2 separate regions of the Homo sapiens genome follow, and region 1 is linked to region 2. A link is a loop called in an ENCODE intact Hi-C map of the cell type or tissue named here. Cell type or tissue: PC-3. All regions are shown on one strand. Links, peaks and the distances in the headings refer to the core of each region. The heading gives the core; the rest is flanking DNA. Region 1 overlaps NR5A2 (nuclear receptor subfamily 5 group A member 2). Region 2 holds the start of NR5A2 (nuclear receptor subfamily 5 group A member 2).

What was found. Peaks named below come from ENCODE experiments on the same cell type or tissue, not always from the same donor. Only the 100,000 strongest peaks of a DNase experiment are listed, where the experiment ranks them.
Region 1: it touches region 2 in a loop (2.1-fold over the local background); 4 of 110 quality-filtered maps call a loop at or near these places.

Annotation. Positions count from the first base shown.
Region 1 is chr1:200,122,765-200,139,514 of GRCh38, forward strand. The region is part of intron 7 of NR5A2 (nuclear receptor subfamily 5 group A member 2); the gene reads left to right. Among named protein-coding and RNA genes, the nearest start is that of NR5A2, 100 kb to the left of the region's middle. In PC-3, for the core only: a CTCF peak has its summit at 8,933; DNase peaks (open chromatin) are centred at 8,007 and 11,547.
Region 2 is chr1:200,020,160-200,036,909 of GRCh38, forward strand. NR5A2 (nuclear receptor subfamily 5 group A member 2) reads left to right here and starts at 7,551. Exons shown (of 8, transcript NM_205860.3): 1 at 7,551-7,752. The coding sequence starts at 7,689. RefSeq lists enhancers at 9,215-9,715, 9,716-10,216, 15,766-16,666. In PC-3, for the core only: a CTCF peak has its summit at 13,370; DNase peaks (open chromatin) are centred at 9,042 and 9,302; H3K4me3 peaks cover 1,864 bases; H3K27me3 peaks cover 4,774 bases.

The DNA.
Region 1 (16,750 bases), core at 4,774-12,773, 100 kb after region 2:
TGTTGCTTAAGGAAGAAAGGAAAGCATGGCTTTCAGATCAGAGGCAAATAGAATTCTGGCCGAGAGTCTATTTTTTTAGAGAAGCAGGAGAAAAGTAACCAGTAGTAAAATTCAAGTAGTTTCTAATTTGTGAGTGGAAAAACTTTTTACTCTGTAGAAACAGTGGCTAATCAATTTTTTGAATTTCACCTTTATTGAGGTATATAGATAATTAACTTTAGGTGCCTCAGCTAGCCCCAAATGCTGGTTTTACCTGTGATTAAGGGTGAAATCATACCAGAGTCACTCTTGAAAGTTAAGGCCAAGTCCTAAGCTGGTACCTGCTGTCCCAGATGCTCCTCCTGAGCCTCGAGTCCCCTGAGTCTGAAGCCTGCTATATTTTTGTCTCAGCCCAGCCTTGAGACTCTTTGGTCCTGGAGAAAAATGAAGATTCTGTGGACTAGTCAGAGGCCAGGGTCTATTCTGAGAGATGACTGCAGCAGTATTCTCCTGTGAGAGATGAAACAGTGTTTTCCAGATAGATTTGGTGAGAGAAGGTGGGATGTGGTCCCAAGCGGGTGCAGCGTTCCAAGCTAGAAGCACTACCAGTGTGAAAGCTTAAAGGCAAGAGAGAGCAAAATGAGTTTGGGGAACTGTTAGTTGATGGATACGGCTTGAGGGAAGCAGCAGATGTGGCTGGAGACATAGACAGGAGCCTGGACATGGACATGAAAGCCACAGATGCATTCAACACATACTCATTGAGTGCTTACTATGTGTCCAGCACTGAAGAAGGCACTGGGGCTATAGTGGCAAGAAGAAGTAAGTGCCATGGCTTTCATTCTCTAGACAATTAGGAAGTATAGCAGTGTTCTTAAGGCGACGGGGATGCGGTGAATAACTTAAGTCGATTTGCCTTTCTGGTAGCAGCATGGAAAGTGGACTGGACCAAGAACAGTGCTAGAAACCCTGTTTTCAGAAGTTTTATTTTTATTTTACTTATTTAATTTTTTTTTTTTTTTGCTTTTATTCCTGGCATGCTGTGATTTATTTTTAGAGGTGGTTTTTTTTTTTTGAAACGGAGTTTCACTCTTGGTGCCCAGGCGGGAGTGCAATGGCATGATCTCAGCTCACCACAACCTCCGCCTCCTGGGTTCAAGTGATTCTCCTGCCTCAGCCTCCTGAGTAGCTGGGATTACAGGTGCCTGCCACCACACCTGGCTAATTTTTTTGTATTTTTAGTAGAGACGGGGTTTCTCCATGTTAGCCAGGCTGGTCTCGAACTCCTGACCTCAGGTGATCCACCTGCCTTGGCCTCTCAAAGTGCTGGGATTACAGGTGTGAGCCACCACGCCTGGCCTAGAGGTGGTTTTAATACTCCATGTGGTTGGACTGAGATGAAGGATACAAACCAGTTATAGGTTTCAAGCCACAAGATGTGGCAGAGTTGAGAGGGAAAAGTCTAGGGTGTGTTTGGGGCTTCTGGATGTCTAGCTGGAATAGAAACATCTACAGGAACAGTAACTGATCAGTTGATTCAAAGCGGGTCCCAATAGCAGTCATCACTTTCTAATCTAAAAGTCATTCTTCACTAAAGTTTGTTACTGCTGACACAAAAAGCTCATGACAGGACTCAAAAGAAAAGTACAGTGGACTCAAGTCCTTCTAGTTTGCTCTCTGACGTTTCCCCCCTCAGATTGTATCCATGAGCAGACATCAGTTGGGTAAGCTGGTCAAGAAAGGAAATAAGTAAAAAATGCCCTCTCAGCACATTTCTCTGTGTATAACATCATAGATTCTGTAGGCCCAATCTCTGTTAGTTGTTAGTTTTAATGTTTTCTTTACATTTCTAGCACAATGCTTGGTACATAGTAGGGACTTACAAAATGTTTACTGATAAAAATAAATAAATGGGCCAGGTATGGTGGCTCACACCTGTAATCTCACCACTTTGGAGGCCAAGGTGAGAGAACTGATTGAGCCCCACGGGTTTGAGACCAGCCTGGGCAACATAGGGAGACCCCATCTCTACAAAATAATTAGCCAGGTGTGGTGGCAGACACCTGTGGTTTCAGCTACTTGGGAGGATGAGGTGGGAGGATCAGCCAAGATCGTACTACTTCACTCCAGCCTGGGCAACGGATTAAGATCCTGTCTTAGAAAATTAAAAAATAAAAATAAACAAATAGTTTGAAACTTAAAGCGAAGCCTTTACCGAAGCAACTCGTGATAGGTAATAGGAGGTGGTTTAGCTAAAAGCCGTATTCAAATACAGGTTATTTTTCAGAGACCACTTTTTCCAAAGAACTCTCTAATAAATAACTCCTCAAAATTAAATTATTTCTGTTATCAGTTTGCATTCTCCCAGTTTATGAGAGGAGATGTTTATTCATAAGCTCTTTGGGAAAGCTAACGTGAAGAAAAATTAGAAAGAATATTACTGACTAAAACCAGGTGGCAAATGCATTTCTGTTCCAAGCAAATGCAAGATGATAGGCTTTCAGCCCATGTTAAGTAATAGTAGTTAAGACAATGTTGTACAATTCTTTCTTGGCATTGATACAATCCTGTTTCCAGCAAAATGAATGGAGAAAATGTTATATTTGTTCATCATGATAGCTCTTTGCTTCATACTAAACTTCCAAATTTTGAATGTGACATTTGATTATACACATCCCAGGTAAGTTTTGTCCTCATGGAGACAAACACCCCAGGGAAGATGGGTTATGGTTGCCTCAGGGAATGACTCAACTGGCCCAGACAGAAAAGCTACTGCATGCTAAATGTCCTCACCAGCCTGTCACCTGATCCTCATCTGCAGAGAAGCAACGGGCATAATTCAAGAACAAAACTGATTGAAGAGTTGCTTGTTTCATCCACAGGTTCAGTTCAGGCATTCTGTAGTGTCTAGTCATGATTTCTTTATCTTAAAATAATTAAGAACATTATCTTAAATTATAAAAGGTCATCTAAGCAAGTACTATAATGTCTCAGAATAAACAGTATTGTTTATTAATAAAAAATGTGACTTGAACACAAGTTGAAAGGGATTTTCAAAATGGATGGGTAAGACCTTCAGGGCTTGAAAGAACTTTATTTTATTATTTATTCTTCTTAATTTTAGAGACAGGGTCCTGCTCTGTTGCCCAGGCTGGAGTGTAGTGGCATGATCATAACTTTCTGCAGCTTCTAACTCCTAGGCTCAAATGATCCTCTCGCCTCAGCCTCCTGAGTAGCTGGGGCTACAGGTCACACTCATTGCCTGGCTAATTTTTTAATTTTTTTATAGAGACAGGGTCTCACTATGTTGCCCAGGCTGGTCTCAAACTCCTGGCCTCAAGCAATCCTCCCTCCTTGGCCTCTCCAAGTGCTGGGATTGCAGCCATGAGTCACAACATCTGGCCCTCCCTTGAAAGACCTTTAAAATCATAATTTGGAAGGAAAAAAACAGTATTTCTAAGGCAGAGCAGAACATTTTTCTCTTTGTTGTGGCTACTTTAAACTGTATAAGTCTGACCCCAAACAAAGTTGGGGGCAGGGCTCTATGGTTGTTCTGGTTTTCTCTTTTTATTCTTTTATTTTTTCTGTGCTAAGTGAAATGTTCTTGTTTTCTTAGTGAAGCAAAGTTCTTTTATCTGTCAAATTAATAAACTGTAAGGTTCATGAACACAGTGTATGTTTTACTCCTCATGTACTGCCTGGCATATAGGCTTTTAATAAATATTGCTTTCATGAATGAAAGAATGCCTTTCCTCCCAACTTCTAGATTAAAAAGAAAAAAATAATGGGAATTGAAAATAATTAGCTAAAAAAAATGCAAGCACAAAATTTGAAGAAAGAGAGACTAGAAAACAGATTCTATGGATAACTATTAGAGGATTTGGCATCTTCTTTTCCCCTTTAGAAAGTAGGGAGATAAGTCTTCACATTATGAAGGGGATTTTTTTTTTTTTTTTTAATTTTTAGTACAGACGAGGTCTCACTATGTTGCCCAGGCTGAACTCCTCAAGTGATTTGCCTGCCTCAGCCTCCCAAAGTGCTGGGATTATAGGCATGAGCCACTCTGCCTGGCCTATGAAGGGGATTAGTATAAGTAATGTAGAGACTAAACTGAGTCCCTCCTCTTTGCAAATAAAATAATAAATGAAATTAATTACTGATGATCAGCATTTAGGTTCTATTTGAAGTTGTAACACTAACAGTGTCAAACACCAAAATGAGCCATAGAAGGAAGTGGTGGTGATGCTTTTCTTCAGTAATGTTAATAATAAAATGTCCTCAGGTGAATAAATCACTTAGTTTCTCTCTTACAGAATGAAGAGACCTAAGAGAACATTCTCCTCCAGTTTTGTAATTAAAAAAACAAAACTAGATGATTTATCCAACATTTTAGGTTCAGATCCAGGTCTAGAACTAATAACCCCAAATGACAGTCAGTACTTTTTCTGATTCAGCCTACTTTCCTCTTCGGAGACATTGGATCTCATCAATGAGCATATTAAAAATACTGTGTAAAGAAGACCTTTGAAGACACAGGTTTGAACTGTGTGGGTCCACTTCTGCTCAAAATTTTTTTTTCAATAAATACAGTCAGCCCTCTGTAGCTGCAGGTTCTGTGTACAAATGCAAGTCCAAAATACAGTATCCAAAAGGCCGGGTACAGTGGCTCATGCCTGTAATCCTAGCACTTTGGGAGGCCAAGGCGGGTGGATCACCTGAGGTCAAGAGTTTGAAACCAGCCTGGTCAACATGGTGAAACCTCGTCTCTACTAAAAATACAAAAATTACCCAGGTGTGGTGGTGGGCACCTGTAATCCCAGCTATTTTGGAGGCTGAGGCAGGAGAATCACTTCAACCCAGGGGGCGGAGGTTGCAGTGAGCTGAGATTGTGCCATTGCACTCCAGCCTGGGCTTCAGAGAAAGACTCTGTCTCAAAAAAAAAAAAAAAAAAAAAAAAAAAAAAAAAATATATATATATATATATATATGGTATCCATCAGATGCAAAATCCACATATACAGAGGGCTGACTTTTCAGATCTGAAGGTTTCACAGGGTAGATGGCAGGACTTGAGTATTTGCAGATTTGAGTATAGGCAGGGGTCCTGGAACTGATCCCCCTTGTATACCAAGGGAGGACTGTACTTACTAAGACACTATTTATTTATTTATTTATTAAGGCAAAATGATATAAGAAATTAGGACAGTCATCTGAAGAATGTGGACAAAAATAAAAGCAATATCTATTGGTAGAAGCAGAGAAATACTTCACCTGAATTTCCAATTTTTATTGAATATGCTAAGTAATTATATAGCTCTTAATTCACTCAGTTTCTAAATACCGTCATCCCTCAGTATATGCAGGGAATCAGTTCCAGCACCCCTGTTTATACCAAAATCTGCACACACTCAAGTCCCGCAGTCGGCCCTGCAGAACCCGAGCATACAAAACATTGGTCCTCCATACAGGCAGGTTTCGTATCTGTGAATACTGTGTTCTTATCTGTGTTTGGCTGAGAAAAGTCTGCATAAGATGTGGACTCACGCAGTTCAAACCTGTGTTGTGCAAGGGTCAACTGGATATTGTCAGTTTTGTTTTTCTCTATGTGAACTCTGGGTTTCAGAGCTCCAGCAAGCTCCCAGAATGCATTTGCCTCACAGCTTTGGTACCTCTTTCTTAAAGACTTCCTCCTTGTAGCTGATTGTCACCTCTTAGGTATGACGTTTTCTTTGGACCATTCACTAGACATTAGGAAAGCCAAATGATCATAGCTTTCGTTATATATATGTCTATTTTAGGATGTATTTTAACTGCTTGTGATGGTAAAAGGAAAAATAATAACAAAACAAATAGTCATTCTTTTCCCCTCTGACAGTCACTGGCATTAAAAATCCTAAAGTAGCCAATTGCATCTCTAAGATTTAGGTGGACGAGCTCCCTGGGGCAGGGCAGGGTGGAGTGGGGGTGGTGGGCAGGCAGAGAGGAGTGTAGTAAGTTTGTACATTCTGTTTTCAAGTACAGCCGTCCGCTTTCCTGAAGGGTTCAATCATAACTCGGCTCTTGCAATATGACACTGACATTGTTAATAGTAAATAAAATGTTTACTAGCTGAAAGATTTGGATAAAAGTCTTTTAGATAGGGAAATTTATTTGCAGTGGTTAGTTTTCCAATAGTCTTTAGTTTCTGCTATAGGAATGTTTTTCTTATTTGAATTTTGTCCATTATTTCTTCTGCTTTGACATTTAAAGAAATATCTAATGCTTCTTTTCCCTTTACTTAAGTGTGTGCCATTTGTCCTCTGGCATTCAATATCAGAACCTGGCAGAGGTTTGCTGTCAAAGCTCCCTATAGAGTGGTTGGTAAGGCAACATGCAAATAGGGAGACTGGCCCCATACCCCAGGCCCAGTCAGGACCTCTGCCCAGAGCTTATAACTCCAGCACAAGCCATCATATATGGGAACTCTGTCTCATCACTTTTGAGACTCTCTCTCTCTCTGAATATATACACACACATACATACACACACACACTTCATTTGAAAATGAAGGCTTTATAAACAAGCCAAGAACTGCAGAGCAACTACTGATCTCACATCTCACTTAAGAGACAACAGAGATTTGTAGGAATAGCAAACATTCAGCCATTAAGTGAGGCATACAAAAGGCTGCTGTGTTAACATAGCCCAGAAAACCACGGCACTTCAATCAGAACGTCTTTCTCCTTGTCTGTTTTTCTTTAAAAGAGGACCCTTCCTTTTTGTCCGATAGGAAGTACTATTCTGAATCTACCAGCAAGGCTGGCATGTGCTCTCTTATAAAAGGAAAAGACTTCACCATGCATAGCCTCTTCACCCTAACTGCTCAGTTGTTTGCTACCCCTGGCAAGGATGTTCTAATTGTGCAGTGGAGGGTGTGAACTCGTTGCTTTAACTGCAGTTCCATTAGCTAATCGGAGTCCTGATGTCAGTGTGACATTGTGGTGTAAATCATGAAGGGGTTTTTCTGCCACTTCCTGTGGAGAGAAAACAGTTTTGCAGGATCACCTGATGATTGGCCATTGTGGGGTTGTCTTCTTGAAAAAGAAAAGTTGTTCTGACCTGGGCTGTGCTCAGGATGCCTACATTTTGCCTTTGCTAAGCGATGAACCCCCCAGAAAGGAAGTGTATGGGGGGCACTGTTGGAGTCTGAGTGCTCCCTTCCCTCAGCACTTCTGGAGAAGCCTGGAAATACTGTAGACACAGTTTTGGAGAAGAGAATTCAAAGGGCTTACAAAAGGAGAGTACTTTTTTGTCCACTTCTCTAGAAGAGGCACAGCAACTTGTTGAGTTTGTGTTGTGTTGTGTTGTTTTTCTGCCACCAAATTAGGTGTTCCTATTGTGTGGGAGGTGAAAAAGAGAGCACAAATCTATTAATAAGTAAAGCAACTGAAACAAAGGGAAAAATGAATCCCCATTTTGCTTTTTTGCAACATTACATCCAGTTAATAAAAGAGGCTTACAAATCCAACAGAGATCTGCTTGCAGGAACTAACTAGGAAGAAGAAGAAGAAGAAGAAGAAGAAGAAGAAGAAGAAGAAGAAAAAAAAAATCCAACAGAGAAATTTGATCACTGATTTAAATTGTGTTTGCAGTGCCTAAAGCAAGATGAACGATTCATTCACTGTAAGTCAGAAGGTGACAGTACCAGGTGTACCATTTGCTATATGGCAAATCTACAGCTGCTCTAGAAAGTGAAATAGCAGTGCCTGTTCTTATCCCTTAGTTGACTACCTCATCACTGGAAGTGCTGTAAGAGCTTCAGAAGGGTGGAAAACTAGTAAAAAATGTCCAATTGTGCATCAAAATTTATGCTTATTAATTCTGAAATAAGCATTATAGTCTAAACATCATAAAATTCTTTTTGCTTGGTAGCTGCATAAAAGTTGGTTTTGAAACAGCAAAACCTGATTTTCCTATTATGTGGCAATTCTCCTTCCTGAAGCTGGTCACAATATTTGCTTTATTGCTGGCTTCCTCTAAATATGATTACATACTCACCCACACACACACTGCCACTGGCTGGACTGCAAAGCCTAGTGAAGCAGAACATTTACCTCACATCTTTACCCAAGAGCATTGGTTAAATTGTTCTTCATGAAGTCAGATAAGCAAAAGAAATATCCCAGGGTTCTTCGTACAATTAGCATTCATTCTCAGTGTTTACCTTTTCATATGTAATATTCTAATTTAGAAAAACACTCACTAGACACTTGTCAAATAACTGCACATATCTTCATACTAATGCCTTGCTGATATATATGCACCTGAGGGTAATGCTGGCAAATAAGCATTTCCTAAAATTTATGTAATCATTTGAAATTCAGAAAGGATTGATTAGCATTCAAGAGATGCCACTGTTCAATATTTACACCATAGAGATTTGGCAGAAGCAAATAATGGCATATAAAGTTGATGCTTGTCTTAATTAAATGCAGTATAATAGGTGTTGTGGATTTTTTTTTTCTTCCAGTGAGCAAAGCAGTTTAGCAATGACCAGATGTAATTCATTTTGGAGTTCTAAGTTTGAACTTAATCAATATGAACTTACAGCCATGGAAGAAGTGATTATCATTTGTTATTTGCTGGCACAAGAATATAATTGCCTAAATAGCATTTATTTAAGCATATTTCTGAATACCTTATGCCTAAAAATATTTGTCATATTTTAGCTGTTAATGCTTATCTTGTCATTTTGCTAACTACTGCTATTTAGTGAGATGATTTTTCAGAGACATATTGGCCAGGCAAGCTAGGAATAACCAGCAAGAAAAATCAAGTGAGAATGCCATGTGCTCTTGGTTGATGTTTCTCGCTGCTTTAGCTGTGTCAACCACTCTGTTCAAATCTCAGAATAGAGTGGCTGTCTTAGTACCAGCTCAGAAGAGCGTAGTTGGTTAACGTGGTTAGCCCAGATGCTGCACTCTAGTGGACTCTGGACACCCCAGGGCCTCAGGTCTGTTCTACAATGGACCAAATCAGTGACTCACATCTGAGTCTTGCATTAGATCTTCTTTCTAGTTTACTGATAAAAATCTGATAAGTCTTATCTTGAGTTGTGGCTGTGTTTGGTTAAGAAGGTTAAATTTCAAACAGACCAATCCAAAGCCAGGAGAGAAGAACAAATAGAAGTACAAGGCCTCTCATCAGTATTGAAACATTAAATCACACAAAATATATTGAGTGGCCACTATGCAGAACCATTGTACTAGGCAAGCTATGAAATGACAACATAGAGTCTTTTTTTTGTTTGAGATGGAGTCTCTCTCTCTCCAGCTGGAGTGCAGTGGTGCAATTTTGGCTCACTGCAACCTCCGCCTCCTGGGTTTGAGTGATTCTCCTGCCTCAGCCGCCTGAGTAGTTAGGATTACAAGTGCCTGCTACCACCCCCGGCTAATTTTTGTATTTTTAGTAGAGACGGGATTTCACCATGTTGGCCAGGCTGGTCTCAAACTCCTGACCTCAAGTGATCTGCCCACCTTGGCCTCCCAAAGTGCTGGGATTACAGGTGTGAGCCAATGTGCCCGGCAAGAACTGGCAATATATAGTCTTTCCAAAGAGAAGGAAACTCCTGTGATACAGAGCTGCATTTTGGATCCCCAGGACACTGTTCTGAATAAGGCGTGGTACACCAAGCGAAGAGTCCAAAACATGCCATGCCATCAGCAATGCTGCATGCATCTCTTGTCTTTCTTTCTGTTCCTTGTTTTCACTGAACTAATGCACGTTCCACACACATGCTATTCTCCTTGATTACATTTTATTAATCAGAAAGCCTTTGTCAACCCCCATGTTACATAAATCTCACAGCAATCAGAGGCTTCATGCCTCTTCAGTTTCCCAACTCCTCTGAAAGGAGATGATTTTTCAGAGACATATTGGCCAGGCAAACTAGGAATAACCAGCAAGAAAAATCAAGTAAGAATGCCATGTGCTCTTGGTTGATGTTTCTTGCTGCTTTAGCTGTGTCAACCACTCTGTTCAACTCCTCTGAAAGGAGTTGGGAAACTGCATGGGATCACCTCCAGGAGCCTTAGCAAGGGGCACTGTCCCTAACACCCACATCCCAAGTTACCCAGATTTTGGACAGCACCAATGTGGCCTCAGCCCTGGAGGAACTGAGTCCCAGAACATCAGCATGGAAGAGAACCTATGCTGTTGCTGAATACAAACACGTCTTATTTCTGAGTAAGAAAATTTAAGCTAATGGAGGTTAAGTGACTTGTACACAGTCATGTAGAGTCAGGATTTGAACTGAAATTTTTGAACTCCACACGCAGGAAAAGAGCACAGATATGGATTTCTATATTACAGAAATAGTGCTTTTGCATTTGTTTCAAAATTAGACTTACTATTTCTTGGCCATCCTTTTCAACTAAATCTAAAATTTTCATTGTGAAGTGTAAAAGTGATTTCCCAGAAACGTGGGGAATGTACATTGCCTTTTGCTGCCTTAGGACTCAGCTGTGCATGCTGCATGCTGGGTACCCTGAACTTTGGAGGGCAGAATCTCTCCTACAGTCACTCACACTTTGACTCTCTCCACTTTACTCTGGGTACATGGAGCTCTGTGCCATCCATAAAGGTCAGTGTGTCCTGAGTGGCCATGCTGGACTCAAATTGGGCAATTCTGCCTAATCCCTCAGCAGGAATGATCATATTCATTTTGTCCTATCTTGGTTATACAGTCAAGCGTTATATAATGATGTTTTGGTCACTGATGGACTATATATATATATATATATATACACACACATATATATATATACACATATATACACACATATATATATACACATATATATACACATATATATATATACACATATATACACACACACACACACGTATATATGTACATATATACATTATATATATATGGTCATATATATGATAGAAGACTATAATGGAGGTGAAAAATTCCTATTGCCTAGTATTTACCCTACTATATACTTTGAAGTTATTTTAGAGCATATTCTTTATACCTATGTATATAAAAGAAAACTTACTATAAAGTAGCCTCAGGCAGGTCCCTCTGGGGGTATCCAGAAGAAGGTATTGTTATAGGAGATGACAGCTCTATGTGTGTTATTGCCCCTGAAGACCTTCCAATGGGACAAGATATGGAGGTGGAAGACAGTGATATTGATGATCCTGACCTTGTATAGGCTTAGAGGCTAATGTGTGTGTTTGTGTCTTCATCTTTAACAAAAAAAGTTTAAAAAGTAGATAAATAAATTTAAAAATAGAAAAAAGCTTATCGAATAAGCATATAAAGAAAATTTTCATACAGCTGTACAATGTATTTGTGTTTTAAGCTGTGTTATTACAAAGAGTCAAAAAGCTTAAAGAAATTGAAAAGTTTATAAAGTAACAAAGGTATAGTAAGCTATGGTTAATTTATTACTGAAGAAAGAAAAATATTTTTTATAAATTTAATGTAGCCTATGTGTACACTGTTTATAAAGTCTGCAGTAGTCTACAGGAATGTCCTGTACCTTCCCACTCACTCACCACTCACTCACTGACTCACCCAGAGCAACTTCCAGTCCTGCAGTCTCCACCTATGATAAGTGCTCCATACAGGTGTGCTATTTTTTATCTCATAGACTGTATTTTTACTATACCTTGTTTTCTATGATTAGATGCACAAATATTCACTGTGTTACAACTGCCTTCGATATTCAGTACAGTGACACGCTGTATAGGTTTGTAGCCTAGGAGCAATAGGCTTTACCACATATCCCGGGTGTGTAGTAAGTTTGTGTAAGTACACTCTATGATGATCGCGCAACGAAATCACCTATCAGTGCACTTCTCAGAATGTATCCTTGTCATTAAGCAACACATGACTGTGTATATAAGAATTGATAGCACACCTGAAATAATCCTTTCTCTGTACCATTTATCCCAAGAGAAAGTAATTATTATAGTAGTGTTAATACTGCTAACATCTATGTAGGAATTTTTAAGTGCAGATTTATTTAATTTTTAATTTTTAAAATTGTGATAAAATCTACATGAGATTTACCATTTTAACAATTTTTAAGTATGCAGTTTAGTGGCATTAAGTCCACACACATTGCAACTGTTACCACCATTTGTCTCTAGAACTTCCTGTCTTCCAAAATTAAAACTGTGCTTATGAAACAGTAAATTCCCAATTCACCCACTGCTCAGCCCCTGCAGCCGTCATTCTGTTTTCTGTGGAGAACATTTTATTTACAAAGTACCCTATTCTTATAACATTATCCTTTACACATAACACAACATTGAAAGTTTAGTGATTTTATAATACAAAATGTGACTGGACTCAGCATGGCTAACGTGCTCATGACCACACAGCTAGGCATCTGAGAGAGCCCATGCTCCAAGCCAGGGCCACTGATTCCAGATCTGCTGTCGTCACTCACAGGCAAGGAAGTCTTTTGACTTGGGGCCTGAAATAATAAAGCATGAGGCCAGGTGCAGCGGCTCACGCCTGTAATCCCAGCACTTTGGGAGGCCGAGGCAGGTGGATCACCTGAGGTCGCGAGTTCGAGACCAGCCTAGCCAACATGGTGAAACCCCGTCTCTACTAAAAATACAAAAATTAGCCGGGTGTGGTGGCATGTGCCTGTAATCCCAACTACCCGGGAGGCTGAGACAGGAGAATCGCTTGAACCTGGGAGGTGGAGGTTGCGGCAAGCCAAGATTGCGCCCCTGCTCTCCAGCCTGGGCAACAGAGCAAAACTTCATCTCCAAAAAAAAAAAAAGAAGAAGAAGAAGAAGAAGAATGCATGAATGAGGAAAAAGAGAGGCGTTCATGACAAGTTTCTTACTATTGAGGTGATATGGCCTAATGGTGATGACTGCAAACTTGAATTCAGATTCTTGTTCTATTGTATCCTTAGGAACGTGTATCACCTCACTTTTTTCCATCTGTAAACTTGAAATAATAATGATCTACCTGAAGCATGATTGTGATGGTTACATGCAATAATTATTAGGAAGAACTTACCATAATGGCTGGCACATAGTATTAATAAGTGATTATTACTCAAAACATCTGTGAAAGTCATAGAAATGAAGGCTGCTTATCGGGAAATGCCTCTTCTCAGATACAATCTTTGGTTTACAGATTCTGTGAAAAAGATCTTTCTCACGTCAGCAATAACTGATACATTAATTCAGTACCAAGCCATAGTTTGAAATCTTTGATCTACTAACCAAAGGCATCATTATTATCCTTGATGTTTTGGAATATGTCAGAGTAAGCAGACTCAAGCCGCTTCACTTTAATTCATCTATCATAAATCCCAAAATCAAGCCAAGGTCTAATAATAAACAATTAGGCCTCTTCCTAGGTTGGTGCAGGCCCTAGATGATGAGAAAGTGGAATGGCTAGGCTCACACCTGCCCTCTGGGAATGCCTATGCTAGGAAGCTCTTCACTTTTTTCTTTCTTTTTTTTTTTTGGAGATGGAATCTCACTCTGTCACCCAGGCTGGAGTGCAGTGGTGCAATCTCTGCTCACCGCAACCTCCGCTTCCTGGGTTCGGGCGATTTGAACACACACAAGAAAGAGCACAGATAAGGATTTCACTTAACATCATGCCTGGAATAAAGTTCATATTAAAAAACAATACTCAGTATGTTCGATTATAATAGCTACATCTTATTGTCCTGTATGAGCAGAGTACATTATACCTGTTGTTTCTAATCTTCATAAGCAAGCCTTCGATGAAAGTATCATTTGCCATTCCTGTTTTACTGTCTTTCCCTAAGATCAGAGAAGTCAAACAACTATACAAAATTGCTGAGCTAGTAAGTAATAGAACTGGGATTTGCACACTTTAGTCATCAAAGTCTAGGTTTTCTCCACTATTCACTGCTACTTTTCTGGTTCATTGATTAAGTATGTAGATCAGAAGGCACTATACCAGTGCTTGTCATTTATGATGAAGCTAACCCATTCTAAATCTGATCCTTCTAGATCCTACTTGAAAGTACAAGGGCTGAGTAACAATCCTGCCTTCTTAAATGCTTAATAATTCCCCCTCATCAACATGCCATGGTTTCAGTCAGAGCTGCTTTCTATTGATCGGTTTCAAGAAGTATCACAGCTTTTATCACCACGGTCAGAAGCACTGCTGAAATTATAGGGTATTTAATCCCTTATGCTGGCCTACTTACTCTAAGCAGATTTTCTTTTCTTTATCTTTTTTTTGAGACAGAGCCTCACTCTGTTACCCAGGCTGGAATGCAGTGGTGTGATCCTGGCTCACTGCAGCCTCAACCTCCCTGGTTCAAGCAGTCCGCCAGCCTCAGCCACCCAAAGTGCTGGGATTACAGGCATGAGCCACTGTGCCTGGCCAGATTTTATTTTATTTATTTATTTATTTATTTTTGAGACAGAGTCTTGCTCTGTTACCTAGGCTGGAGTGTAGTAGCACAATCTCGGCTCTCTGCAACCTCTGTCTCCCAGGTTCAAGCAGTTCTCCTGCCTCAGCCTCCCGAATAGCTGATATTACAGGTGCACACCACCACACCTGGCTAATTTTTTTTTTTTTTTTTTTTATGTTTTTGGTAGAGACGAGGTTTCACCATGTTGGCCAAGCTGGTTTCGAACTCCTGACCTGAAGTGATCTGCCCACCTTGGCCTCCCAAAGTGCTGGGATTACAGGCGTGAGCCACCACACCTGGCCCAGATTTTACTTTTAATATGAAGAAACATCTGCTGTCTAAATTCCTATCCTCTTACAAATATTTACTGTGAACAGAATTTGATAATTGATTGAAAATCATTACCAGATTATTAGCCTAGATTATTAGCAGATTCTCCCTTTCCTAATATTGCCAGCATCAAACTCAATGGAGTGAAAGAAGAAGGAATGAAGATTAAAACATGAATTTGTGTACGTTTTTAAGTATTTTAAGAATACCAAAATAAAAGTGTCATATGAATTTCTTAGTATGTTTCTGATATAGACAGGATAGAGTTTAGTAATTAGCAATTTCTTCTAATTTTTTTTAAAAAAAGTTTATTGTTGTTACTTGCTACAAGAAATTATGGGACAAATTGGATAACCACATGTGCTGGCATTTGTCCAGGACAGCCCATATCAAAAGGGATTGGGGTCCATGATACTGTAACAGTATCATTTCTAATTATAACTTCAAGGAAATTCCTCTCTCAAAGAGGTAGCTAAGAAACTTATTCTTGTCTTACAAAAGAATAGGGTTTTTAGGATTTAAAAACAGGTTGATGTGCCATTTTTCCTCCAACTTATGTATTTTAGATTCTATTTTGATTTTCACTGATCCATGGTATTTCGTTATATAATGTACCCCACAGTTTATTGATTCATTCTCCGATTGGTGGATATTTATTACAAACAATGTTAAAAGAACATTTTTCTCCATGTCTTCCTGTAATATATTGTTGGACAATCACTCTATTGTTGGACAATTACTTGCAACTCTAGAAACTGTCAAAGTGTTCTCCAAAGTAGCTGTACCAAATTACATTTCTAGGCGTAGTAAATGAGAGCTTCTATTTTTCCATGTCATCACCAGCACTATAATACAGATGCTGTCATTATTCTGTTTTAATTTGTATTTCTGATTACCAGTGATATTGAACATCTTTCTGTTTCTTTGAAGTACCTGTTTATCAATGTTTTTCCATATAATTTTTGCTTTTTAAATTTTCTTAAGAAATCCTTCCCAACCTTGGAGGTCTTAAAGTACATTCTCCTTTAATTTTTTTCCAAGTGTATTAAGGCCTTGCTTTTCTTAATATGAATCTTTAATGTCCAGAATTTAATTTTGTGTATGGTGTGAGGGGGAGATCTAGTTTTTATTTTATTTTTCTTAAGGGTAGTCAGTTTTTCCCACACTGCTTACTGAATCGCTTGTCTTTCCCACTGTTTTTAATGCCACCTCTCTTATGTATTCAAGATCTGTATATGTGTGGGTCTCTTTCTGGACTTTCTACTTTGTTCCTTTGGCCTATTTGATTATCTCAGTGCTAATCTCACATGTTTTATGCATTTTTATAATAAATCTTAATATCTGCTTGAGTAGTCCCTCCACCTTTTATTTCAAAATAGTCTTAATTAGTCTTAGGCTTTTGCTTTTCCACATGAATTTTAGGTTTGGCTTGCTGTTGTTCCACAAAGAACCCAGTGGGGTCTTGAGTAAAATTGCATTGTATTTAGAGATTAATTTGGAGAAAAATTATTTTCTTGGGAGTATTGAGACTTTCCCGTTCATGAACATAGTTCATCTTTCCTTTAGTCAGGTGTACTCTGATGTCCTTCAATAAAGTCATACAATTTTCTCCACAGAGGTATTGTACATCATTTGTTACTAATTTATTCTAGCTATTATATAGAGTTGGTTTTTATAATGCAAACCTTTTCTGTAGTTAATATCCATGTGGCTGGATATTTTTATATTGCATTTTTATTTAACAAATCTACTAAATGCCCTTATTATTTGAAATGGCTTTTCTGTAATTTATCTTCAACCTTCTGTGTAGACATTCATAGTCTGAAAATAAATACAGATTTATCTTTTGCTTTTCTGGATTCCATTTCTGATCTTATTTTGTTGGTTAGACAATATTGACTTGGTGTGATAACAGGTACTCTTGTCTTATTTCAGTCTTTTATAGGAATCATTCTAAAGTCAAATGACTTGATATGAAAAGTGTTGTCTATTTTAGTAGTCTTCTTTTTAGTAGAAAAAAG
Region 2 (16,750 bases), core at 5,943-13,942:
TAAAAAAGGTAGAAACTGAGCCTATGTTTTTGAAACTCTTTTTGGTTTTACAATTTCATATAGTATAAAGTGACCTTTTTAAGTATCCTCAGTGTCTTTTAATTAACTCTTTCTTTCTTTTTCTTTTTCTTTTCTTTTTTTTTTTTTTGAGATGCTTTGTCACCCAGGTTGGAGTGCAGTGGCCACATCCGCCTCCTGTGTTCAAGCAGTTCTCGTGCCTCAGCCTCCCAAATGGCTGGGATTATAGGTGCACACCAACACACCTAGCTAATTTTTGTATTTTTAGTAGAGCCAGGGTTTCACCATGTAAAACGCTGGCACACACCTGTGCCACACACCTGTAGATCTGTGATTAGTCAAAATAGCATAAATGCAGATATGTTATATGTTCTATTATATTTAAGAAAGAAAGGATAAAACCAAAAAGGAAAGAGTTAATTGGCTGGGCGTGTTGGCTCACGCCTGTTATCCAGCACTTTGGGAGCCGAGGCCGGTGGATTACTTGAGGTCAAGAGTTTGAGACCAGCCTGGCCAACATGGTGTGTGCCACCATATAGCTAATTTTGTTTATTTTTTATAGAGATGAGGTCTCATTATGTTGTTCAGGCTGGTCTTGAACTCTTGGGCTCAAGTTATTCTCCTGCCTAAGCCTCCCAAAGTGCTGGGATTACAGGTGTGAGCCATCATGCCCAGATACATTTTTTTTTATTAAAAATAATATTATTTGTATTTTCTTATTTCGCAAAAGACTGAGAGGGCAAAAAAAAAAGTTGATTAAAATCACTGAAACATAAATCAAAATTGAGTTATATAGCCCCATGTAAGTTTCACCCATATGAAATATTTCAGTCTAGAGGAAAATCTATTATTTGAATGATTGTTTTATTTATGTAGTCTGCCAGACTATTAGGTAATATATAACATCCAGTTTCATGAATTAAGAGTGCCTGAGATGGCTGGGTGTGGTGGCTCATGCCTGTAATCCCAGCACTTTGGGAGGCCAAGGCAGGTGGATAACCTGAGGTCAGGAGTTTGAGACCAGCTTGGCCAACATGGCAAAACCCTATCTCTACGAAAAATACAAAAATTAGCCGGGTATGGTGACATGTGCCTGCAGTCCCAGCTACTTGGGAAACTGAGGCAGGGGAATAGGTTGAACCCAGGAGATGGAGGTTGCAGTGAGCCGAGATTGTGCGGCTGCACTGTAGCCTGGACAACAGAACAAGACTTTGTCTCAAAAAAAAAAAAAAATGCTTGAGATCTATTTTGTTGCTTTGTGTTTTAATAATAATTATGCTGTGATTCCTAGGGAAATCACTTTGGATATGCTACAGTTTCCTCTTTTAAAAACAATTTAGATCATTTAGTTGTTTGCTTAAATGTCTTTAAAGGCCTTAAATTGAAACAAAATGATATTGAGTTTATTTCTTGTACTCTAAATAAAGATATGAACTATGAGCCATCAGACACAGATCATAGATTGTGATAAACATGGGGAACTCAGCACAAGCCTACAAGAGAGTAAAGTCTTAAACATTCAATTGCCAAAAGATTGACTAAGGCTCTGTTTAATTATTGGTGTTATAAAAAGTGAGTAATATTTACCTGGCCATAATCGTATTGTGTAAAAGTCACTTATCTTTCCTGCCAGGTGCCACATTTCTCACAGTTATTTAAAAGAATGAGAAGAAATCTTTACTCAGTCACTCCTTTCCAAAATGTACCATTCCATCATCTTATATAATTTGGCAGAGGAGAGGATTATTAAGAAAGTTGATAAAAAATAAAAAGTGCCAACCCTAGCTCAGGTTCTGTACAAAATCAGTGACAAATGCCTATGTTAGCAAAGGGTACAAGCAAAAATGCACTACTAAGCAATGCTTTGGCAGTAACTAACTGGTTCAGTACTTATAAGACTTCTGTTAAAAACTCCTCCATATCTGATGCAATCAGTCTATTTGAATGATGAAAATTTTAAGGTGTTTGTTGTTAATAAACCCATATTATAAACATACTGAAAGGGCCTTTCTAGTTTGTTCATGCAAGGGGTTAATGATAAATCCAATTTTGCAGGAATATCAATTCCTAATAGATATGTCATAATGTCTTGGAATAGTGTTGTCACGAAGTTTACACTGACTGTAATTCATTAACTAAACTTTAACATCATCATGCAATATGGGTTCAGGTGACATTGTTGAATACTTTTTGGATTTTGGCAAAGATGCCTTAGAGTCATTAGTTATCTGTCAATAATTTACGAATCCTTTCTGAAATCTGTTAGCAAATATTTTTTATCATTATAAACATATTCTTGTAAATGTGAGTCATTAGAAGTATTCCATGTTGTGGTATCGAATGAGTTCAATGGGGTAGTGAAGGTGTTTAAAACAGAATGTTGTAATGGAAAATGCCCACACTTGCCAAATGGAAAGGGTCAGATGATACCTTGATTGAGAAAAAATAAATACAAAAACTGAGGGTGTGATTTGTTTTGTGTCCTCCCCCCCGCATGGCCAGAACATAAATTGCTTGTTAACTGTCACTGAGGCTGAGTCCCAAGCATCTGTTATTTGTACCACATGTGAACATTACTCTAGCCTCACTTTCAGAAAAATATGTTCATTTCTCACAAAGTACTGAGTACGTATTTCTATTCAATCAGCCTGATGGATAAGCTTCAAAGGACCAAAGTAACTCATTAATATAATGTTTCCTCAACAAGCCAGTGAGTTTTGTAGGAAAGCAAGAGAGTGACAAATGGCAAATAGTGTCTTTTAAAGATTCTGTTAGGAGTTATTAGGCAAGCTGGTAATACTACCACCCCCAATTTTTTGTACATTCTTAAAAATAATTATGTCTGATTAGAGGCAGACAGTATAGCATGAAATTCAATCTTTGTGCTATTACATGCTTTGTTAACCATGTACAATAAGGATGAGAAAAAAAGCAAATCACTTTATTTTTGGATTTATTATTATTAATAATTATTTATTCCTTATTCCTCATTATTTATTATTTCATTTATTATTTAAGAGATAGAGTGTCACTATATTGTGCAGGCTGGTCTCAAACTCCTGCCCTCAAGTGATCCTCTTGCTTCAGCCTTTCAAAGTGCTAGGATTTCAGGTGTTAAGCCACCGTGCCCAGCCACAAATCACTTTATGATGCTGTTTAATTATATGAATCCTATGAGGTCTTCTATAAGGTCTCTAATAGTGTATGTGACTAGGATAGAACTGGTGTCAGAAACAAAACCCAAAAACAGAAACTTTCGTATGTCTTCTAAAATTCCACTAAGGAAGATGTGTCTTTCACTTAAGATCCCAAGTCACAAAGCCCATAATCACTTTTTTTTTTTTTTTTTTGAGATGGAGTGTCACTTTGTCACCCAGGCTGGAGTGCAGTGGCACGATCTTGGCTCACTGCAACTTCCGTCTCCTGGGTTCAAGCAATTCTCCTGCCTCAGCCTCCAGAGTAGCTGGGATTACAGGCGTGTACCACCTTGCCCAGTTAATTTTTTGTATTTTTAGTAGAGACAGGGTTTCACCATGTTGGCCAGGCTGGTCTTGAACTCCTGATGACAAGTGATCCACCTGCCTCAGCCTCCCAAAGTGCTGGGATTACAGGTGTGAGCCACTGCGCCCAACCTCCATATTCACTTTTGATGACACGTTGAGTACTTTCTTTCTCTGACATGATACTGAGTACTTTATTTCTCATTTACATCTTACCACAAAAACTACTGGATTTCATCATTTTTGTCATTTTTACTTATGAGGAATTCAAGCCTTAAAAAAGCCAAGCATTACTTTGCCACCAAGAAGGAGGCAAAGTACAAATGGAAGCCCTGAGCTTTCTGACCTCAAATCCTAGGCTCTTAACCACCCTGCTACCCTGCCTTCATTCTTACCATGATCTCATAATTTGTGCTTATATAGGCTGCATTCAGCAACCCAAACTGACTGGTTTCCTCAGGAAAACTGTCAGAGCTACAACCAGTGCATTGAGAGGATCCGATGGACTATGTAATTTTATGGACTGAATGATATGAAAGGCCTCAGGAAATGTGTATCCAACACTTTGGCAGGTGTAAAAGAAGACCTACATATTTCAAAGCAGTTACAGATGCAAAATACGTCCATAGAAATATATGTTCCACACACTTGGAAGGCTAAGGCAGGAGGATCGCTTGAGCCCAGGAGTTCGACACCAGCCTGGGCAACATGGTGATATACTGTCCCTACAAAAAAATACAAAAATTAGCTGGGCCTCATGGCTCACACCTGTAATCCCAGCACTCTGGGAGGTCGAGGTGGGTGGATCACCTGAGGTCAGGAGTTTGAGACCATCCTGGCCAACATGGTGAAACCCCATCTTTACTAAAAATACAAAAATTAGCTGGGCGTGGTGGTGGGTGCCCGTAATCCCAGCTACTTGGGAGGCTGACATAGAAGAATCACTTGAACCCGGGAGGTGGAGGTTGCAGTGAACCGAGATCATGCCACTGCACTCCAGCCTGGGTGACAGAGTGAGACCTTGTCAAGAAAGAAAGAAGAAAGAAAAGAGAAAGAAGGAAAGAAGGAAAGGAAGGAAGGAAGGAAGGAAGGAAGGAAGGAGAGGGGGAAGGGAGGGGAGGGGCGAGGGGAGGAGGGGAGGGGAGAGGAGAGGAGAGGAAAGGAGAGGGAGAAAAAGAGAGAGAGAGAGAGAAAGAGAGAGAGAGAGAAGATGGGGAAGGTCCCTTCTGGGTTTCCATCTAAAATCAAAGAAGAAATCATTGGTTTCAATAATAATATTTTAAAATCCACCCTATGATTTTTTTTTCTTTAAAAGAAAAATATCAATCTAAGAAAATAATACCTAACATGGTGTTAATGAAAAGTAGGTTGGATTGGTTATGTGTACATAAGAACTTAAAGCTCAAAGGAAAAACAGCACGTATACCAGCATGTTGACCTGGCTCCGCTGACAGCCAGGATTACCAGTTATTTCACTTGGTGTGTACCAGTGCTACTTGGAAACTACCCACCTTCCATGAGCAGGTCTACTCAATAAAATCTTACTTTCATGAGGCTGTGAGGATATCCAAATGGGGACATTTCTTATACTCAGAAGACCACAAGTCACGAATGTGGCCACTTCTGATTCTGACTTCAGGGGTCACCCAGACCCCAAGCCACCCCAACCCGATAAAGGCAAGTTCACCTTGGGCAAAGTTCAGAGCCAGCAGCACAGCTGAAAGGCAGTGGACAGCACTTTCAGATGCTGTATTCCAACATTTCAACTGACATGAAGTGAGGCAAGAGGGGAAATAACTAACAGTAATCTGATTAAAAAACAAAAGAGAAAAAAAAAAGGGCCTGGTGTGGTGGCTCATGCCTGTAATCCCAGCACTTTGGGAGGCCGAGGCGGGTGAATCACCTGAGGTCAGGAGTTCGAGACCAGCCTGGCCAACATGGCAAAACCCCATCTCTACTAAAAATACAAAAATTAGCCGGGCATGGTGGCACGTACCTGTAATCCCAGCTACTAGGGGGGCTGAGGCAGGAGGATTGCTTGAACCTGGGAGGCGGAGGTTGCAGTGAGCCAAGATTGTACCACTGCAGTCCAGCCTGGGCAATGGAGCAAGACTCTGTCATTAAAAAAAAAAAAAAAAAAAGGACTGGCCTGGGTTTACAGGTAGCTCACACCTGTAATCTGAGCACTTGGGGAGGCTGAGGCAGGAGGACTGCTTGAACCCAGGAGACCAACCTGGGCAATACAGCAACACACTGTCTCTACAAAACATTTAAAAAATTAGCTGGGTGTGGTGGTACACATCTGTAGTCCTAGTTACTCAGGAGGCTGAGGCAGGAGGATTGCTTAAGTCCATGAGTCTGAGGTTGCAGTGAGCTATGACTGTGCCACTCCATTCCAGCCTGGGTGACAGAGTGAGATCCCATCTCTAAATAAATTAATAGACCATAAATTCTGTAATGTGAATCTTTAGACAAAGACTGCTAAATCTATCATCTGATATATGAAGTTTTATTACAACAAATGTTTATATATTGAGTTAAAAATTATCTGTACCCATACACACAACCTGCATTTACTTAATTTAAAAGGAGTGTCAATATTAAAATTGAGGATTTTGGCCAGGTGCGGTGGCTCACGCCTATAATTCCAGCACTTTGGGAGGCCGGGTAGATCATTTGAGGTCACAAGTTTGAGACCAGCCTGGCCAACACGGTGAAACCCCGTCTTGACTAAAAATGCAAAAATTAGCCGGGCATGGTGGTGTGCCCCTGTAATCCCAGCTACTGGGGAGGCTGAGGCGGGAGAATTGCTTGAACCCGGGAGACAGAAGCTGCAGTGAGCCGAGATCGTGCCACTGCACTCCAGCCTGGGCAACAGAGCGAGAACCCATCTCAAAAAAAAAAAATTGTTATTTTGTTGTTATTGTTGTTTTTGAAGACAGAGTCTCACTCTGTTGCCCAGGCTGGAGTGCGGTGGCATGATCTTGGATTGTGTTCTTCCAGGGTTGCAGAGAGAAGTGCAACAGCGTCTCATTGCAACCTCTGCCTCCCAGGTTCAAGCAATTCTCCCGCCTCAGCCTCCCAAGTAGCTGGGATTACAGGAGTGCACCATCACACCCAGCTAATTTTTGCATTTTTAGTAGAGATGGAGGTTTCACCATGTTGGCCAGGCTGGTCTCGAACTCCTGACCTCAGGTGATCCGCCTGCCTTGGCTTCCCAAAGTGCTGGGATTACAGGTGTGAGCCACCATGCCCAGCCTAAGAATAATAACTTTATAACTATGAAAAATGTGTTACATATTCACCATTTTGCCAGCATTAATCTCAAAGCATAAGTTTTACCTTTTGGGGATAAAGAGATAGATTGTGTTTTAGCCATATGACCAATGTAGAAACAAGCTAAGGTTAACTCCTCATCTAATGAATAGGCCCGATAAAAAAGTTGGTTGACCACAACATGAATAAATAAATAACCATAAGCTTGGAAATGCTACCTGTAGTATTTCAGAGTGTCGATCACATTTGTAGTCATCACTTAAAGAATTAATGTCTGCCAATGTTATCATCTAAAATGTATTTACAGAGGTCAGAAGAGCTATGTCTGTCCTCCTCTATGCAAAGAGGTGATGACATCAAGGGGTATGTCACAAGCCAAAGTTTAGTTAGCCTAAGTTAGTTAGCTGGTTTGCAGTTTTTATCCACTAAGTCTGATCTTCTGACCCCTCAGTTTTACAACTTTCCACTCTCTGTGCTGCATAGCACCTCTCCACTTCTGAGTTAATCATTTCTTTGCCATTATCTGGCAAGAATTCTTATCTCTTTTGCTGTCACTTTATAACAGGGTCCTCTTATCAACCTGCATAGAGTCATGTGATGAGTCAAAGCCTATCAAAAGTTTCCATTCTTCTGATTAGAAACCATCATGAAACTGGATACATGGTTTACAGCAGGTCACTAATGTTGGAAAAAGTACAGAGTCCAGGGAAAGACTTGCTTGTAACTTTATGAATTCTGGATTTTTTTTTTTCCTTTGCTTTTTCTTAACTTTCACTAAGGGTTACTGTAGTCTGATGTGTCCTTCCCAAGGCCACGAAATTTGACAAGCTGCACTTTTCTTTTGCTCAATGATTTCTGCTTTAAGCCAAAGAACTGCCTATAATTTCACTAAGAATGTCTTCTAATTCAGATACTGGGGATTTACAAGAGTCTTTAAAGCACGGACTTACACCTATTGGTAAGTAGGAGTTTCTCTATTGATCATCTATTTATTCTGCTACTACATACATATAATTTAATCTTGTTGATGGATTTTGCATTTTAAGTCATGGCTTTTCCTATTATGTTTATTAAAAGCACACAATAAGCCTATGTATATATATCACACATTTATCTTTCTTGCAGTTCAAAAAAAGCAAATGGATATTTCAACATATGAATATTATTCATTATATCTAGTGTTTACTGGTGTCATTCTAATACCCTAATCAGCCAGAAAATATAATTTATACTTTATCAATTTCAACTTTAATATTTTCTGATAATTTTTAATCAGAAATAATAAGCTAAAATTTGAACAATTTGAAACAAGTTAATCATATTGAGTGATCATTGATCAAACTTTAACAGATAGCTGTCAAGTATTTGTTACTTTTCAACCCACACAAAAGTATGGTGTCTTATTCTCTGCTTATACCGTAAAAAATTTTCATTTTATTTTCCTGGGGAATGAAAGTCATGCCCCCACCTCCAAAAAAAAAAAAAAAAAACCAAAAAAACTAGACCATCATTAGTAAAGGATTTGAAGAGCTACTGTTTCTCGCAACAATTAGTATATTTTGTTTTTACAAACAGAAATAAGTAAATAAAGCTACTATTCATTTAAAAAATAGAGTTACAAACTTATGAATTTTATAGCAAGACTACATTCAATTAATTCTAAAAGTAAAGGACTGAAGGGAAGTGATTCCCAGTGATCTGTAATTATTTGTCTGTTGGAAGTCAGGCCCTTCTGCCTTTCCCCAGTTTTTGAAGGACCTGTGCCTTTTCTGGCAGCATTTGCCTAGGCTTTCAGACTGGAATTTCCCTCCGAATTTGCAGGGGCCTGTCATGAGCTCTCTGAGTCTCAGCTCCATTATAACAAGAAAGAAAATCAAGGCTTGAGTTTTTCCTCTTTTTTCCTTCCTAGTCAGCTGACTCCACAGAATGCAGTGGAGTCACAGATTGCTTTTTTTATGGGCCAACTACACCCTAAAGTATATCACTTGAGGAAATGTTTACCAAAAATGTTCTATACTTACGAAAAAGAAAACATGGGGAAGGTAAGCAGGGTGTAACACACAATCAATTGTTCTGCAGATAACACAGAAAATACAGGCACAAGAAAGATGAGAGAGCAGCACACAACCATTTCGCATCTTTTTCGTCGGGCAGAACCGCCGCGGTGCGCAGGCAAGGAGTCCTTCCCGGCAGCTCCGCGCAGCTCCGGTTCCGCGTCCGGGGCCGCAGCTAGAGCGCGCTCGGGCCGGAGACGCGGACTGCGCGCGCACGGGGGACGCGCGCTCGGGGGCTCGCGCCCGCGCGGGCGGTCTTGGGCTCCTGCTGCGCGCAGCCCCAGCTGGCCGCTGCCAAAATAGAGTTGAGCTGGGTCGGGAGACCACGCACGCCGATCCCTCACAGTCTCCCCCACACCCCATGGGTGAATTAAAGAGGGTAAGGTAGGGGAAAGAGACGCTGTTGCACTTTTCTCTGCAACCCTGGAAGAACTGTGTTTCCAGCTACCGCACGCGCAACTCACATCGCAAGGGACCGAGGCGGTACACTCTGAGCGTAAACAGAGAACACCTGCAGCTCTGGAATCGGTCCCACCGCAGAGGGCTGGGAACCGGAGGACTGTCGGTCCAGCCCATAAGGGGCTGCTGGGGACTAAACCTCAAGAAAAGTACCGAAGAAGGCTCTCCCCTGGCCTCAGCGAGACTACCCCAACATCCTAAACCTGTGCAGGCACTTCCGGGCGCCGGATTCCGGGATAACAAAATTCCAGTCAATTTGCCGGTAAAAGAGACCTCTTTCAGGATCTTGTTCGCAGCCACCCGCCCCTTCCCAACCCAAGCACATCCCCTCCGCCTCCTGGTATTGCAGCCCCGCAGGTGGTTGTGAGGTGTCCGCACCTGCAACATCTTAGTGACCCTGAGGCGGCTGTGGCACCGGGAGACAATCTGTTTACCTCGTAGCCTCCACGAGGGTGCTAACGGTCGTTCCCAGGGTGAATGGCTGGACGGAGCCATCCAAAGGGCTGAGGGAGAGGAACAGAGGGCGGTGAGGAGCCTTCGGACTGAACTATTGGATTGAAGGGCCTGACCCGATTCCTGAGGGAGAGATGCCCCTTGAATGGGTCTTTCTGATTGCCCAGGGTAGCCCCACTGGGAAGAACCCACGGGTGCAGCTGTAGAGAGTGTCTGAGGGTCTCGAGGGTAGCTTTCAGATGGCAAATTGCAAGTTGGGCTGTGTTGAGTGGTTCACAAAACCGAGCCCGGTGTATGTAGACATCAGTCAGGGTTTACAATTCTATATTTAATTCAGTTGTGTTGTACTAGGAAATGAGCCTCCTTTTGTTTAAAAAGCTGTCTCCATGGTTTTTAACTAGGGGCTACATCTTGTATGCACACTGATGGTTACATGAAAGTTTTGTATAGATGTCTGTGCTTGTATAGAAAAGCAGAATTAAGATAAAGTTGTTCCTTCTGCCTACCTGCAAGATAATCATTCATTGTAGTGTAAAAGCAGCACACTCAGGTTATAACTAGATTGTTCCCTTAAAGTTAACTAACTCTGGGACACTGGCCAGACTCTTGGTTTCTGGTCTTGGTTTACTTCTTTCTCCCAAGTGGGATGATTCTATTGAATAATATGCAGTACTAACTTTAGAAGCTTTTTATACTTACCTATATCAAGAAAAGAGCCATATCTGTGTGGTAGGAAATGTTATACATAAAACAAATATTTATTGACCACTCCCACAGTGCCCAATATTATGCTTTGATTCATATTAAATTTCCATAATTCTTCAAATTAACTGCATTTGCAGAATATTTTATGCACTCAGTATAATATTGCATATTATCCACAGAAGGTTATGTCTGCATACTTAGGGGTACATGATACACAGTGCAAACACTGTATTGAGTCTGTAATGTGAGTCTTGCTATCTGGTCCCCTGAACACTCTGAGTCTGATTTTATTTCAGTGATAACCTCCAGCAAGCTCTGTGCTCATAAGGATCTCTGAAAGTAGACGTTTCATCAGCGGAAAGTGTGATAGCCATTATGTCACCCTAACCTCCAGCGAGCTTTATTTAGAATGCCAGCCACACAAGCCCATGTTCTGATTCTCATAGTTGGGGCTTAGGCTGCCAGTTTCTTCTATGAAGCTAAACTCTAGAGCCTCCCTTCTTTCCATGCCCGAGTCCATCTCCAAAACAGTGCTTCTCAGATTCCTCTTTTCTGGCCTGGATCCACAGGTAGTGACCAGAGTTAACAGAGTTCTTGGGCCAGGCACAGTGTCTCAAACTGGTAATCCCAATACTTTGGGAGACTGAGGATGGAGGATCACTTGGGCCCAGGAGATCCAGACCAGCCTAGGCAACATAGTGAGACCCAGTCTCTACAAAAAATAAAAAAATAAATAATTAGCTGGGTGTGGGTGTGGTGGCATGTGCCTGTAGTCCTAGTGACTAGGGCTTGGGGGTTGAGGTAGGAAGATCACTTGAGCCAGGGAGGTTGAGGATGCTGTGATTGTGCCATTGAACTCCAGCCTGGGCAACAAAGTGAGACCCTATCTCAAAAAAACAAAACAAAACAAAACAAAACAAAAAAAGGATTTCTTTTTCTTTAACACCTTTTTTTTTTTTTTTTTTTTTTTTGAGGCAGAGTTTCACTCTTGTTGCCCAAGCTGGAGTGCAATGGCATGATCTTGGCTCACTGCAGCCTCAGCCTTCTGGGTTCAAGAGATTCTCCTGCTTCAGCCTCCCAGGCAGCTGGGATTACAGGTGCACGCCACCACGCCTGGCTAATTTTTTGTATTTTTAGTAGAAATGGGGTTTCACCATGTTAGCCAGGCTGGTCCCGAAATCCTGACCTCAGGTGATCCACCCACCTCAGCCTCCCAAAGTGCTGGGATTACAAATGTGAGCCACCACACCTGGCATCTTTAACACCTCTTCTAACAAACCAAGAGAGATTTATAGAGGAAGGGAGAACAGAGGCTTGTTAATGCTTCTCTCCTTTACTTGACCCCTCTACCAGACACAATGTCTAGGATTATCTTGGATTCAGCCTTGAGCATAAGTTGAGCTAGAGAAGGGCACATTGTCAGACTTCCACCTACAGGCCCAACCCAATCCCCACCCCCAGGGATGCACTAGGCAGGCAAGACAACTTCACTCCGCAGCTCTAGAGTCTACCTTAGGATAGAACTAGTTCTTTGAGTTGCACTTCCTCACGCTTCACCTTATTGGAACAGACTTCTTGGAAAAATCCAGTTGGCTTCAAGGAACTTCAGGAGGGCATTGTGCTCTGGGGAGGCCCTGGGGAAGTGTTGAAATGTGACCAATATGATCTTGAGAGATCAAGCTTGAGAAAACCATGTGAACTGGAACTGACCAGGCAAGCTGATAAAGGTTGTCTCTTCTTTAGTCTTTTGGGAAGCTGTTATGTATGTTTTTGTGTGGTTGATAAGTAAGAAAAGATATTTGGAGTGTAACTTTTAAACACCAAATAACCTGAATGCAGATGACCATGAGCACTTATATGAGCAGTTTTATCTGGTGATAATGTAATTGTCCCCAAGGACTTTGTCAAGCCCTGCAAGACAATCAAGTTAGCAAGCACATCCCACTGGAAGGTGATCCTAGAATGGTTAGTGATTCCCTTTTTACTTTCCTTACAGAATGATGAGTTTGAGTGAAGCTAAGGGGAAAGACAAAGGGGAACTGATATATATATATATATCCAGCGTAATATATTTCTTTCCTGGCACTGTCTCATTTAACTATAAAGTTTACTTTGTTAACCCAATTTTACTGATTAAAAAATGGAATCAGAGGTCAAGCAATTTACTCAGCTTGTCAAGAGAATGAACTGTAAATAGAACCCAAGAAATATTCTGAAATACATACTCTTTCTCCAAAGTGGTAACCACTTGTTCTTGTTGATATAAAGGAATTATGATTTAATACAATGTTGGTCTATGCAGACTTTCCTCCAATGGACATTTCGAGCTTAAGAAACATATTTGTAAGTGGCTTTTTAATCTTCATTTCCATTCCACGGTAGAAACCATATTTGGATCCTTCTAGAATTCAGAAGGGTGGCACAGGGAGTGGTGTATGGAAAGCAGAGTGGAAATCACATCTGGGAGGACTGAGGTCTGAGTGGGGTGGGACAAAGGCACTTCTGGTCCCCTACTCTGGAGTTTCCTGGAAAGGATCTCTGGAGTTTGGATGAAGTTTAGCTTGTGAATTTGTGGTGTATGGTAACAACTCGCAGGGTTACCAACAGATGGTGAGAAGGAACTGAGAGGAAATTCAGAGCATGTACTTGTTATAGAGTCAGTGAGTATGAGGAGGGCAGGGAAATCACTCAAACTGAGTGACTGAATTAGATAGCATAAACAAACATACTGTTGTACCATGAGAGGAGGGGATAGGGAAAGACAATTTAGGTGTCAATTAAAAAAAAAAGCACTTTTGACAAACCCAGCTGTGCCTCTTGCAGTGAGATATGCTAGTCCCACACCCATGCTAGCATTTTTCACGGTAAGTGCTGGATTCCTTGCTCAGGGTTTGGATGCCTGCAGCCTCTGCTTCCCGGCCTTCTGCAAGCTCCACCTGCTCCAGCGGCCTCTACAGGAATGGAAAGAAAATTGGTCGGAATCCACTGCTGGGTCCTGGAATCAACTTCCCAGTTTCCAGACAAGAAACTCTGGAGAAAACAAGTGAATCTCTCTCAAGCCTTGGCACACACTGTACACCATCTCGTAATCGCGAAAGTTATCACCATGTTGGAAAAGCCCACGCCCTTCTAATTGTGCAACCTCTGTAACTGCCCAGACCATAACACTTTCCCTAGTTCCACGCCCCATGCTTGAGTGTGACGGTACCACTGTTAAGTCTTGCCTTTCCAAGCTCCCACTTTCTTTGCTGACCAAGTGAGACCCAAATTGCTGGACTCCGCACCTCTGCGGTCCCGGCACTCTTTGACCTTAAGAATCAGAAGCTCAGGCAGGGGCTTTTCTGAAGGAAGAAGTTTGGTTGGATCCATCCCCTCGCTGCAAAAGCCGAGGAATTCTGAAGCAATGCAGGATGTTTCCCCTTCCATCAAGAAGTTTCCAGTATCGCCGGATACATTTAAATGGCAGCCTAGAATAATCTCGTGCTAAGGATTTTGTTCCTGACCCAGGTTGAAGCGGAGGAGAGGGTGTAAAGGATGCAACTGCAAGTGTTCAGCTAGTTTCACAAGGTGCTTTGTGGCCTACTAGCGCCGGGATCGTCGTTCTGTTGGCCCCGAGGCTGGACAGAATTGATTCCAATGGATGGAGTCCCAATAGTTTTGAACTGGAACTGGCTCAAATTTCCATTTCAATTACAGAGAGGAAGAGATAGATTAGACCACCTACCCGAGATTATTTCCCCTGCCCCACTCCTTTCTTAAGACCGGATCTCCCTGTTACATTCTTCTAAGGGCACCGACTATACCCTGGCGGGGCACTCCAGGACCCCTGGGTTGGGACAACGTGCTGTAAAGAAAATAAGTGAAAAGGTTCTTCAGTGAACTCTTTTTATACAAAGAGCCGTAGATTCCGATATCCAGGCCAAACTCTCCAAAAAGCCCTCCTTTCCTCTGGGGCAAGGGTGGGAGGTTGCCCGGGGGGGTGGGTGGGGGGTAGGTTGGATTACCCAGATAATTGCTTCGGCTTTCGTTTTCCTCCGCGATAAAAACCGCGCCACGCCAGATCGAGATACTCTCATAGTGATTGTGAATCAATCGCCATCCTGCTCTAGGGGCTGATGTTGATGTCTTAAGTAGTTATTCACACGTGCAGCAGAAAGGCTTTTTTTTTTTTTTTTTTTTTTTTTTTTTTTAAACAAGGCACGACTGCTCACCTATTCAGGTTTGCTTTTTTAAAGCTTCGATCAACACGACGCTCCCTGGTAATTCCTATGGCTGTACTGAAATTTAACCCGTCTGTTTCTAATACAAAGCGCTCGGGATGAGGGCGGGTGGAGCCTACGGGCGTGGGCGGGTAGCCCAGCCCTCTGAGCCAGGGAATGAAACTGGAGTTCTGGCTAAACTTTTCAGAGAAAGGCAAAAGCAGCTTCTGATGGGTTTTTCGGCTGGGAGGGGCGGAAAAATTAGGCAGACCCGGAGCTCCCGTAGGCTGAAAAACTTGCTCCTCTTCCCCCTCGGGCTATCCTGGCCTAGTAATGGAGATCTGAAAAAAATCTAGACTTCTTTCGGGGTCTAAAAGGTAGATATGTGGGACGAAAAAAGTAATTGTCCTGGTTTCTTAAAAAGCACCAAAAAGTGGGAATGGAAGAGAAGACGGGAGAAATTGTTTCGAAGGAGGAAGGTATTGCAAGTTTTGTGCAAGTTTGGGTGGGTCATCTACCCAGGCGCGCGGGGAAAGATGTGTCTGCCACACCTTTTGCGAGCCCAGGAAACTTGAACCGCTCCTGAAAATCCTGATATTTTTTCCCGCTGCAGCCCGCACGGGTCAAGCGCGCGGGGGCTGACCAACACTTTCCAGGTCAGGTCGAGTTGATTGCTCCCAGCTCACGCTCCGAAATGCGGTGCTGAACCACGGGAAGGAGGGGGTGGGGAGGAAGGCAGGCAGTTGCATCCTCGCGAGTGGGGAGTGCGAGGCCTCCTCAGCTCCAGCCAGCTGGGTGAATGGGGCGCGCACGGCCCCGTAACGCCGAGCGTGGATAAAATATGCTAGGACTGCGCTTCTCCGGCTCATCAAGGCTGCGGGAGCCTCCCCGAGCCATCATCCTTCGTAATTGCAACCGTCAATCAACACTTTAAGACAAAGTCAGAACCGGGAAGGGCGAGCCCTGGAGACCTGTCTCGTCGGAAAGAAGGAGGTGGAGGGGAGGTGGGGGAAAAGGAGAGAAGTTTGCCAGAAGTTGGCAGAGGGAGTGCAAAGAAATTGAGAACGCGCAAGGTAGTTGAGCAGAGCTGTCCCCCGGTCTCACCACAGACTCCCAGGCCTCCCGGGTTCTAGTCTCTGGTCTCCGCCACCAGTTACAATTCCCGCAGCGGTAAGTACGGGGTGGGTTCCTAAGTGTGCTTACACTAAGAGGTACAGTGGCAGTTGCTAAGATGTCCCCGGCGGAGGATGAGATGCGTCTGTCCACCCGCGGTAGGTGTATTTATGGGTCAGTGCAGACCACCGCTGGCGCCGGCGTTTAGACCACACAGACCCGGTTCCACCTACTTACATCTCAACTGCTTTCCCTTCCCGCAGCCACTTGGCTGTCTTCATATTGTGGCCTCGGGAACCCAGAACCATTCTCAAATAACCCATCTTAGACACCGCAAACTCGGGTTCCTCCTCCCACAGCTTCCTTTCGGAGAGGGCTTTCTGGGGGACGCCCAGACCCGTCCAAGGTCACTGAGCTAGCGGGTCCCCGGCTTCAACAGGGGTCCCTTGCCCAGCAGAATTGAAGGGTCAAAGGACCAGAGTGAGTGCTCAGAGGGAGGAGGGAGTTCTGAGGGAGAAGAAAGGGTGCACTTGGAGGGCAGTAATGAGCTTGACGCTGGAAGCCTGGTGCCGCCGCCCCTGCCTCTGCCTCTTGGATGGAGACCCAGCTGCTTCCTTAAATCCCTTGCAGAGCTACCTGAGGAAGGTTTGTGTGCCCTCGGGTCTCTGGCAAGAATCAATTCCAGTGGAAGATTCCTTGCCTTGTCCACTGCTGGCGGGGATCTTGACATCCTTCCAGGGGATCTGAAATAGGGCTGCCCCCAGGGAGCGTTTCCCATCGTCGAGTTAAAGGCCTGGAGCGCCGAGGGCTTAGGCTTCTGAGCTAGGAGTTCCCTTGGTTCTTAGGAAAGGTCGTTTTCTCTCGCTCGAGACTTTCTGCTCTTTCAGTCCCCCTCCATTTCGCTGCTACGCTTAGGTTTTGGCCTGGACTAGACTTTCAAAGCAAAGGAAAGGGCTTCCCTCCGTGATACAAG